Regions from separate parts of the Homo sapiens genome. Here region 2 is linked to region 1. A link is a contact called in ENCODE Hi-C or POLR2A ChIA-PET data. All regions are on one chromosome and are shown on one strand. Each heading gives the region's core, a stretch centred on a gene start or an enhancer-like site at or near the end of the contact. The rest is flanking DNA. Distances are from core to core; before and after follow the strand shown.

Region 1 (4,505 bases), core at 1,123-3,622:
TTTACTACAAATCTCAATGCTTCTTCTTTGGAAGCACATACCTCTGACTCCAGAATCTCCAGGAGAGACCCCTGAGAAGGTCTTGGCCTGAAGACACTCACCTCTCTTTCCCCAGGAGTGTCTTTTAGGGTGAGTTTGGATTATGCACCTGTGAGTCAGGAGACTAGAGGCAGGAAAGAGAGCAATGAGCTGAGGGTGGCTAAGCTGGGAGGTGAGCGAGGGTGCCCTGGCTGAGACCTTGAAAAACTCCACCCATGATGATCACCATTATACTCCTCTTCATCAACACACATTTGTTGAGCATCTACTCTTTGCCAGGCACCGTGTCAGACTCTCAGGCACAGAGGCAAAAAAAAAAAAAAAAGCCACAGTGAGGAATTCATCACCTCCTGGGGAGCAGGATACAATCTAAGAACAGAACCTGGAGTGGAGAAAACGGTTGGATGAGGGACTCGAATAACATATGCTGCAAAGGAGAGGGAGGATTCAGAGTCACCAGAGTTCCAAGCTGGGAGACACCTAATGGATCCTGGGATCAATGTGGGTTGGGGCAATAGTTCTGCCCTCACCTGCTCTCCTTTGTGCTTGGGGTCTGAGGAAACCCAGAACAGTGATTCTAGAAATCTCTGCCTCAACAGATCCCTCACTCCAGCTTGGTCTAAATGGCTAGGGGTGGGAAGGCAGAGGAGGCAGAGACAATGTGCAGACATCTCCCTTGGGCAGGCCCTGAGTCCTGGGCTCCAGGGTTCCCTGCACTGAGCATTTTTTTTTTTTTTTAGACAGAGTTTGGCTCTTGTTGCCCAAGCTGGAGTGCAATGATGCAATCTCGGCTCACTGCAACTACTGCCTTCCGGGTTCAAGCGATTCTCCTGCCTCAGCCTCCCGAGTAGCTGGGATTACAGGCACACACCACCACACCTGGCTAATTTTTTTGTATTTTTAGTAGAAACAGGGTTTCACCATGTTAGCCAGGCTGGTCTTGAAGTCCTGACCTCAGGTGATCCACCTGTCTCGGCCTCCCAAAGTGCTGGGATTACAGGTGTGAGCCACCATGCCTGGCCCCCTGCACTGAGCTTTTAAGAGATCATTTAGGCCTGCGTGGTGGCTCACACCTGTAAACCCAGCATTTTGGGAGGCTGAAGTGGGCAGATTACCTGAGGTCAGGAGTTCAAGACCAGCCCGGCCAACATGGCAAAACCCCGTCTCTACTAAAAACACAAAAATTAGCCAGGCGTGGTGGCAGGCACCTGTAATCTCAGCTACTCCGGAGGCTGAGGCAGGAGAATTGCTTGAATCCAGAAGGCAGAGTTTGCAGTGAGCTGAGATCGTGCTACTGCATTCCAGCCCGGGTGACAGAGTGAGACTCCACCTCAAAACGAAAGAAAGAAAAAAAGAGATCATTTAAAAGTACCCAGAAGAATGGACAGAGTGAGGAGGTGTTGTACTGTGGTTAAGAGCAAGGATTTGGTGTCGAGCTGCTTGGGCTGGAGCTTGTTGCTTCCCCACTGCTTGACCTTACGTATATTATTTAACCTTGAGGAGTCTTGGTTTCCCATCTGCAGATTAGGGTATGAAGTGCCTGCTATATTAGGGTTTTGCGAGGACCGATGAGATTGGGACATGAAGTACTTAACTACAGTGCCTGGCACACATTGGGCTGTTAGGGACAGAGCTCCAATGCTCACATCAGTAATAGAAGAGAGACAGTGTCCTGTCTCTTCTGTCTCCCTAAGCCTGTTTTCCTCTATAATTTGAGGTCTCAAAGTGAGCACTGAGCTGATTTATGCAAATGAATCCAGTAGGGCCTATCGCCCAAGCTGACCTTTCTAGGGTATACAGGGTAGCTTGGCCAGGCTACAGAAATGGGAAAATAGGTGCAACCTTCCTGATCCTCCTGAAATCCTCAAGTGTTGTCTTGAAGTTGAGGGGAACCAGGACCAGGCTGCGGGGAGTACCACAGGGACTGCAGAAAGGGCCTGGCCTCCCCTCCCGAAACACTGCACATCTGGAGTGATCTGCCCATCTGGCTGTATCCCTGGGGCAATGGCCACAGCTGCTATTTGAGGGAGGAGACATCCAGCTCCTTAGCCAGGGCCTGGGGCCGGGGGGTGGGGGGGTGGTGGGTAGTGGGGGCTATAAATAAGAGGACCAGGGGGGCAAGGTTGACCTTTTGGGGCGGGGGGCAGGAGCTGGTGACTTCCCCCTCTTTGCTTGAGTCCAGAGCCAGAGTTTTAGCAAAACAGGAAGAGGCAGCAGCAGCTTCTGGGAAAGTGGGAGTGGCTCCCCTTCCCCCACTTGCCTGGGGCCTTCGGATCCCAGCCAGGACCTGGGAGAGGTGGAGTCATCTAGGCAAGGAGAGGGAGGGGCAGACCCACGCAGACTGGGCCCCAGCTTCAGTGCCCTCAAATGGCGCAGCCGGGGCACAGGAAAAGGAGAATGAGACAGAGAAGGGCAGCCCAATGGAGTATATCTGCCACCCCTCGTCCCCTCCTGTTCCCTTCTATAGGCATTAGAAATGGAGCTCAAAATGTGCCTGTGACCCAGGTAGTGTACATGGAAGTTCGAGGTCAAGTTGAGCACACCTCCATCTCTCATCCCCTCCCAGCCTGTGGTGAGCTAAGCCTAAGACAGAGTGCGTGGGAGGGAGGGCTCTAGACAGGAGGAAGGACACCTCTGGGCTTCTGGAAAGAGATCCAGGACCTGGCCCAGGTGGAGTGATAGAAAAATCTTCCAATGAACTATCAAGGTGAGGGGATCCAAAGGTCTGGGTGGTCCTGGGTGAGTGTTTTTCCAGAATAATGGGGCATCTACAGGGACAAGCTCAGGAGAGCTAAGCCTCAGTCCAGAGACCCTCATGAAGTCAAAGACTGAAGGAATTATCCAGGAAATGTTGCCTGGCTTTGCTTCGCCTGAGTGAGGCTGGCCACTGAGAATCTGTCCTTCAGTGTCTGTCTGGAGACATCTGGTTGGAGCTCTGGCTGGCCCACACCTGTAGTAGGGCCTGCACCTGTGTCTGTCATGTACTGCCCTTGTCTCCCGAGCCTGGAGCCCCACACTTCACCTGCTGGGAGGGTCTAGATAAGCGCTGTCCAATAGAAACGGAATGTGAGCCACATATGTAACTTATTTTCTATTAGCCACATCAAAAAAAGGAAAAATAAACAGGTGAAATTCATTTTAGTAGTATATTTATGTAACCTAATATAGTAAATCTAAAACATTATTTTGGTATGCAATCAAAATAAAAAATTACTAATGAAATCTTTTACATTTTTTTTCCATACTAAGTGTTTGAAAGCCAGTGTATATTTTATACTAACAGCACATTTCAATTCTGACTGGCCACATTTCAAGTGCTTAGTAGCCACATGTGGCCACTGGCTACTGTATGGACAGCACAAGTTTAGACTTATAGCTTTACCTCTTCTTCATCCCTTCCAGTCTCTTATTGGGGAAGAGGCTCAAGAGGTGAAGGAAAAAGCTGGTGAGGCCAGTGTTAAGGGTTAATTTGCTCTAGGAGGGTGACCACTCCCTTTGGGTTTCAAGCATCTATCTCTAGACCTGGATCCGTTTTAGTGTCCAGGCAGGCAAGGAAATTGAGGCATAGAGCAGCATCTTCCCTGACAACTGGCCTTCTCCTGCCCTTCCCAGTGCTCCTTCTCTGAGCAGAAGGTTGATAGAATCCGATTACCTCTTCAGGCGCATTAGCCTCCACCTTCCTCTTTCCTCTTCCAAAAGCGACTCCAAACCCAAAGGTATTTGAGTAGCTGAGTTAAGGAATATGGGAGGAGAAGCAAATTTGGAGGAAAATGCAGAATGGAGCTTTGCACAGGTGGAGTTTGAGGTGTTGGTGGGATGAGCAAGGGGGGTTGTTGAGTGGACAGTTGGTATCTGGAGCTCAGGGAAGAATTTGGAGGTCATCAGTGAGAGAGGAAATTGTAGGAATGAATGACACCACAAGAGCAGGGGAGAAGAGAGGAGAGAAGGGGAGGGCAGGGAAGATGGCTAAATACAGAAACCTGAGAAAACAAAGACTTCAGATGGGCGAGGAGTGGAAGCTGGAGCAGGCCGGGAGCAGTCACAGATTTCAATGAAGCAAGAGGAAGTGCATCGGAATCCCAAGTGGGAGAGAATATCAAGAAGGAGAGACTCGCACACGGTTGCAGTTGACAATGCTTTAAAATCATTTTTTTGTTGTTGTTTGTTTTTGTTTGAGATGAAGTCTTGCTCTGTGGCCCAGGCTGGAGTGCAATGGCATGATCAGGGCTCACTGCAACCTCCGACTCCCAGGTTCAAGTGATTCTCCTGCCTCAGCCTCCCGAGTAGCTGGGACTACAGGCACCCGCCACCAAGCCCGGCTAATTTCTATATTTTTAGTAGAGACAGGGTTTCACCATGTTGGCCAGGCTGGTCTGACCTCAGGCAATCTGCCTGCCTCGGCCTCCCAAAGTGCTGGGATTACAGGTATGAGCCACCGCACCCGGCCCTAAAATCATTCTTATAAA
Region 2 (4,397 bases), core at 251-2,750, 960 kb after region 1:
CAAAATTTCTCTATATGGTCCCCCAACCCACTTTGTCCAGCAACCCATCACTATGAGCCCTGGGAGCACAGACCACCTCCCTCCTCCCCAGAGTCAGGCTCCTAAGCCTTGTGCCTCTACCTTCTCCTCCCCTGAGTGTTGGTCCATTTGCACTCTCACAGATCTGCTGTTCTTCATACCACCGGCTCCCACAGCCACAGCCATGTCCCATTCAGCCTGGCAGGCCCAGGCTCAGTGCCTCCCAGACCTCAAGTCCCTCCCAAACCCTGATCAGGCTGAGACCAGAGTTTGGAACCAGCCAAGGCCAAGGCCCAGCCCTAAGGATGGCTCTGCCCACTGCCTTGCCAAGCCTTCCTGGCCACCTCCTGTCTATCCCATCCCCAGGGCCCATCTGCCCCTGCCCTCCTTGGCAAAAGGAGGCTCCAGGGGATTAAAAACGACTTCAGAAAGTTCATGGTAAGAGGCACTGCCCAGGCGGGGCCCAGCAGTGCCAGCACCACCCACCATACTCGGACATGGGCCTCAATTCTTCAATTCTGGGCCTTTCCAGATGTAGAGGAGCCTACCCAGGGCCTGTATCTGTCGGTCCAGTGCCCGCTGCCGCCTTCTCCCATCCCCAGTCCTCACTCTCCCTAAAGATTACAGAGGGCTCCCACATCACCCTTTACTATGCAACCCCCACCAGGTCCCTCCAGCTCACAGGGGTAATCTGGTAAGGAGAGGATATGGGCAAAGAGGCTCCCACGCCTGATTCCACCTCTAGCCTTTCAGTCGAGCCCCAGAGTCTGCTTTGAATAAAGTCAGCTCCCCTGCCCACCCTGCGGCAGGCCTTGGGGGATGTGGGGAGCCGACCCCACCCCTTTCATTCCCAAGGTTTTGGGTGAGGGGAAGGAGAGGGACTCCCGCAGACAGAGGGCATCCCTCCCTCTGCCCAGGCCGGTTCCTCTCCCCTAAATGGAATCTCCCCCAAACTCGGAGACACCCCACAGCCCCGCAGCAAAAAACTCAGGCCAGCCCCTCCCCCAGTACGTGCCAGATCCTCCTGGCCTCCGGGCCAGCCTGGAACTCGCCCCGTGGAGGGAGGCAGGCGGCGGGCGACGGGGGTGGCGAGCGCCGGACCTAGGAGTCCTCGATCCCACTGCCTCCATGACTTCCCTTTGCCAACCCCAACTCCCTCGGGCAACACTGCCGAGACGACCCGTCCAAGGCTTCGGCGCCCCCACCCACAAACTCTTGTCGAGAGCCGCTCGGGTGCGTTCCAATCCTGGCGCACCGGGAGCCCGAGCGGCCACTTCCCCTAGCCCTCAGCGCGCTCACCTGCCGGCCCGGCTCCGCGCCTGCCCTGGGCCCCCGCCCCGCCGCCCCCGCGGGCTCCGGCCGGCCGGCCGGCCGTCCCGCGGTCCTCCGAGCCCGCGCGTCCTGGCCGTCCCGCCCGCCGTCCGCCGTCCGCCGTCCGCCCGGCCCTCGCCCCCTCCCGAGCTGTCCAGCGCAGCCGCCCTCTACCCCGGATCCAGAAGTCCCCTCCCCGCTGGCTCCCGGACTCCCCGCCTTAAAGGCACAAGCTCCTTTTGTCTGGGCATCCCCCTCCCCCTCCCCAGAAGTGGGGGCCGAGTTGCCCACTCCCCTTCCTAGCAGCGGGGTAGGGGCGGAGGAGGCCAAATAATGGGACCCCTCCCTCCGCGCGCCCCCTCCTCTCCTCCGGCCGCTTCCTCCCCCAGTCCTGGGAAGACAAGCAGCTACTGTTCTGGGATCAAGACCCCGCGGGGAGGGGACCTCGCAGCCCGGTCCCCTTCCCTTCACCCCGGCCGCCTCCTCCGGCATTCCTCTCCCGCCCTCACCCCGGGGGTCCCCGAGCGCGCCCGCAAACCCACCCCTCACGGCTACATCCCCCGCCCCGCCCACCGAGGGTCGCCTTCCTTCCTGTCAGGGTCCCAGGGGTTGGGCCGGCGCCCCGCGCCCACTCTTCATCCCCAATTCCTCCCTGCCCCTGCCCCAGCCCCAGCCCCCACCTAGCCATTCCCGCCCTGCCTGTCACGGCCCTGCGCCCTCCCGCGGGAACTCAGTTTAATAATTAATTAAGCTCTCATTCCACAAGGCGCCAGGTGTGTGCGGCCTGCTTGCCCGCACACCACTTCTTTCCTCTTCCCCCCAGTCTCTGGGGCAGCGGCCCCGAGGCGAACCTCGGGGCCCAGTGGAGGGACCCAGGGAAGGGGCACTCTCCCTGCCGCCCCCACAACCCCCCGCCCTACTCTCTGGGAGCCCCTCCCCCGCACCTGCCAACTTGCAGCCTCACCCCCAGGCATCTTTTACCCAAAGGGCTGTGCTTCTCTGCTGGGGGTTGGAGGGGCTACTGGGGTGCATTGCTAAGTGCACGAACTGAGAAACTGGGTCTTTAGTTATTTCCAGCACGGAGCAGCTGCCCAAGTTACCTGGGAGATGGGAAAATCGTGTGAAAGCTGGTTAACCCTTTGAGGATTAGAGTAATGGTGGAAGCAGAAAGGAGAAGGAGTTTCACTCCAGGATGTACGTAGGTGAGTGTGACTTTAGAGGGGGTGCCATTCTGGAGCTGGGAAGAAGGCAGCCTGCCTGGCTTCCTTTTGAGGCCCCCTCTCCATTCCCTCAGTCAGACCTCTAGCTCCTCCTTCCAATTCAGCCCTTCCCCAAGCAGCCTATTCCCCACCCAAGATCCCAAGACCTAGGTATCTGAAGATGCTTCCTCCTCAGGACCAGCCCTCCCTGCAGTCCTGTCCTTCAAGACTCAAGTCTTGTCCACTCCAAATCACCACTGGGATTCCTAAGTCCAGGACAGAGCTTCAGGCAAGGAAAAGAAGAGTTGGGAAAGCCAGTTTCCAACATTTATCAGCCACGTGTACCTGCAAACTATATACCTTGGGTAAATCATCAATCTCTTGAAATGGGAATAAAACCATCTGCCTTGTCTTTCTTACAGGGTTTTCAGAATCAGATAGAGAAATGTTTGTTATAATGTTTGAAAATGGGAAAGTGGTACTTTCTCATTTCTCAGTTGTGCAGGCCTGGCCTGCAATTTGATCTTTGGGGCCTCTTTGCCTGACTTCTCACTTCAAAATTTCCTTAAAAATTGTTTTTGCTGGCCGGGCGCGGTGGCTCACGCCTGTAATCCCAGCACTTTGGGAGGCCGAGGCGGGTGGATCACAAGGTCAAGAAATCGAGACCATTCTGGCCAACATGGTGAAACCCCGTCTCTATTAAAAATTAGCTGGGCGTGGTGGCGGGCACCTGTAGTCCCAGCTACTCGAGAGGCTGAGGCAGGAGAATCGCTTGAACCCGGGAGGCGGAGGTTGCAGTGAGCCGAGATCACGCCATTGCACTCCAGCCTGGGAGACAGAGCGAGACGCCGTCTCAAAAAAAAAAAATTGTTTTTGCTATCAAAATTTCCTCTTCAAAATACCTGAATCAGGTTATCTACCACTTACGCTTAGAATAATGTGCTCATGAGCCACATGGGGAAAATGCAAAAAACAATTGAGATAAATATGCGTTAAAAAATGAAATTTTAGGCCGGGTGCGGTGGCTCATGCCTGTAATCCCAGCACTTTGGGAGGCTGAGGCGGGCGGATCACAAGGTCAGGAGATCAAGATCATCCTGGCTAACACAGTGAAACCCCATCTCTACTAAAAACACACAAAAAATTAGCTGGGCGTAGTGGGGGGCGCCTGTAGTCCCAGCTACTCGGGAGGCTGAGGCAGGAGAATGGCGTGAACCCGGGAAGCGGAGCTTGCAGTGAGCGGAGATTGCGCCACTGCAGTCCGCAGTCCGGCCTGGGCGACAGAGCGAGACTCCGTCTCAAAAAAAAAAAAAAAAATTAAATTTTAGCTGGGCATGGTGGCTCATTCCTTTAATCCCAGCACTTTGGAAGGCCAAGGCAGGCAGATCACGAGGTCAGGAGTTTGAGACCAGCCTGACCAAAATGGTGAAACCCCGTCTCTACTAAAAATACAAAAATTATTGGGGAGTGGTGGCGCGCGCCTGTAATCCCAGTTACTAGGGAGGCTGAGGCAAGGGAATCGCTTGAACCTGGGAGGCGGAAGTTGCAGTGAGCTGAGATTGCGCCACTGCACTCCAGCCTGGGCAACACAGCAAGACTCTGTCTCAAAAAAAAAAAAAAATTAGCCCAGCGTGATGATACGTGCTTATAGTCCCAGCACCTTCCAGGCTCAAGTGATTCTCCTGTGTCAGCCTCCCGAGTAGCTGGGATTACAGGCGCCCACCACCACACCTGGCTAATTTTCGTATTTGTAGTAGAGAGACGGTTTCTCCATATTGGCCAGGCTGGTCTCAAACTCTTGACCTCAGGTGATCTAACTGCCTCAGCCTCCAAAAGTGCTGGGATTACAGCCGTGAAGCCACCGTGCCT

The links. A loop is a pair of places that touch in the nucleus more often than their neighbours do. ChIA-PET counts read pairs that join two places held with the same protein, here RNA polymerase II (POLR2A). Pooled maps may share reads with other maps.
Region 2: a pooled map shows a loop between it and region 1 (2.2-fold over the local background). The contact joins the promoter of ADCY6 here to the promoter of LINC02354 in region 1. A Hi-C loop is called at or near these places in 4 of 50 pooled maps. POLR2A ChIA-PET finds 5 or more read pairs at or near these places in 2 of 52 experiments (HCT116 and PC-9).

The regions. Positions count from the first base shown.
Region 1 is chr12:47,826,785-47,831,289 of GRCh38, forward strand. LINC02354 (long intergenic non-protein coding RNA 2354) reads left to right here and starts at 2,373. Exons shown (of 3, transcript XR_007063292.1): 1 at 2,373-2,746. RefSeq lists an enhancer at 1,332-1,511.
Region 2 is chr12:48,787,589-48,791,985 of GRCh38, forward strand. ADCY6 (adenylate cyclase 6) reads right to left here and starts at 1,501. Exons shown (of 22, transcript NM_015270.5): 1 at 1,318-1,501. It overlaps ADCY6-DT (ADCY6 divergent transcript), which reads left to right and starts at 1,559. Exons shown (of 3, transcript NR_110019.1): 1 at 1,559-1,639; 2 at 2,397-2,531; 3 at 2,725-2,947. RefSeq lists an enhancer at 1-448.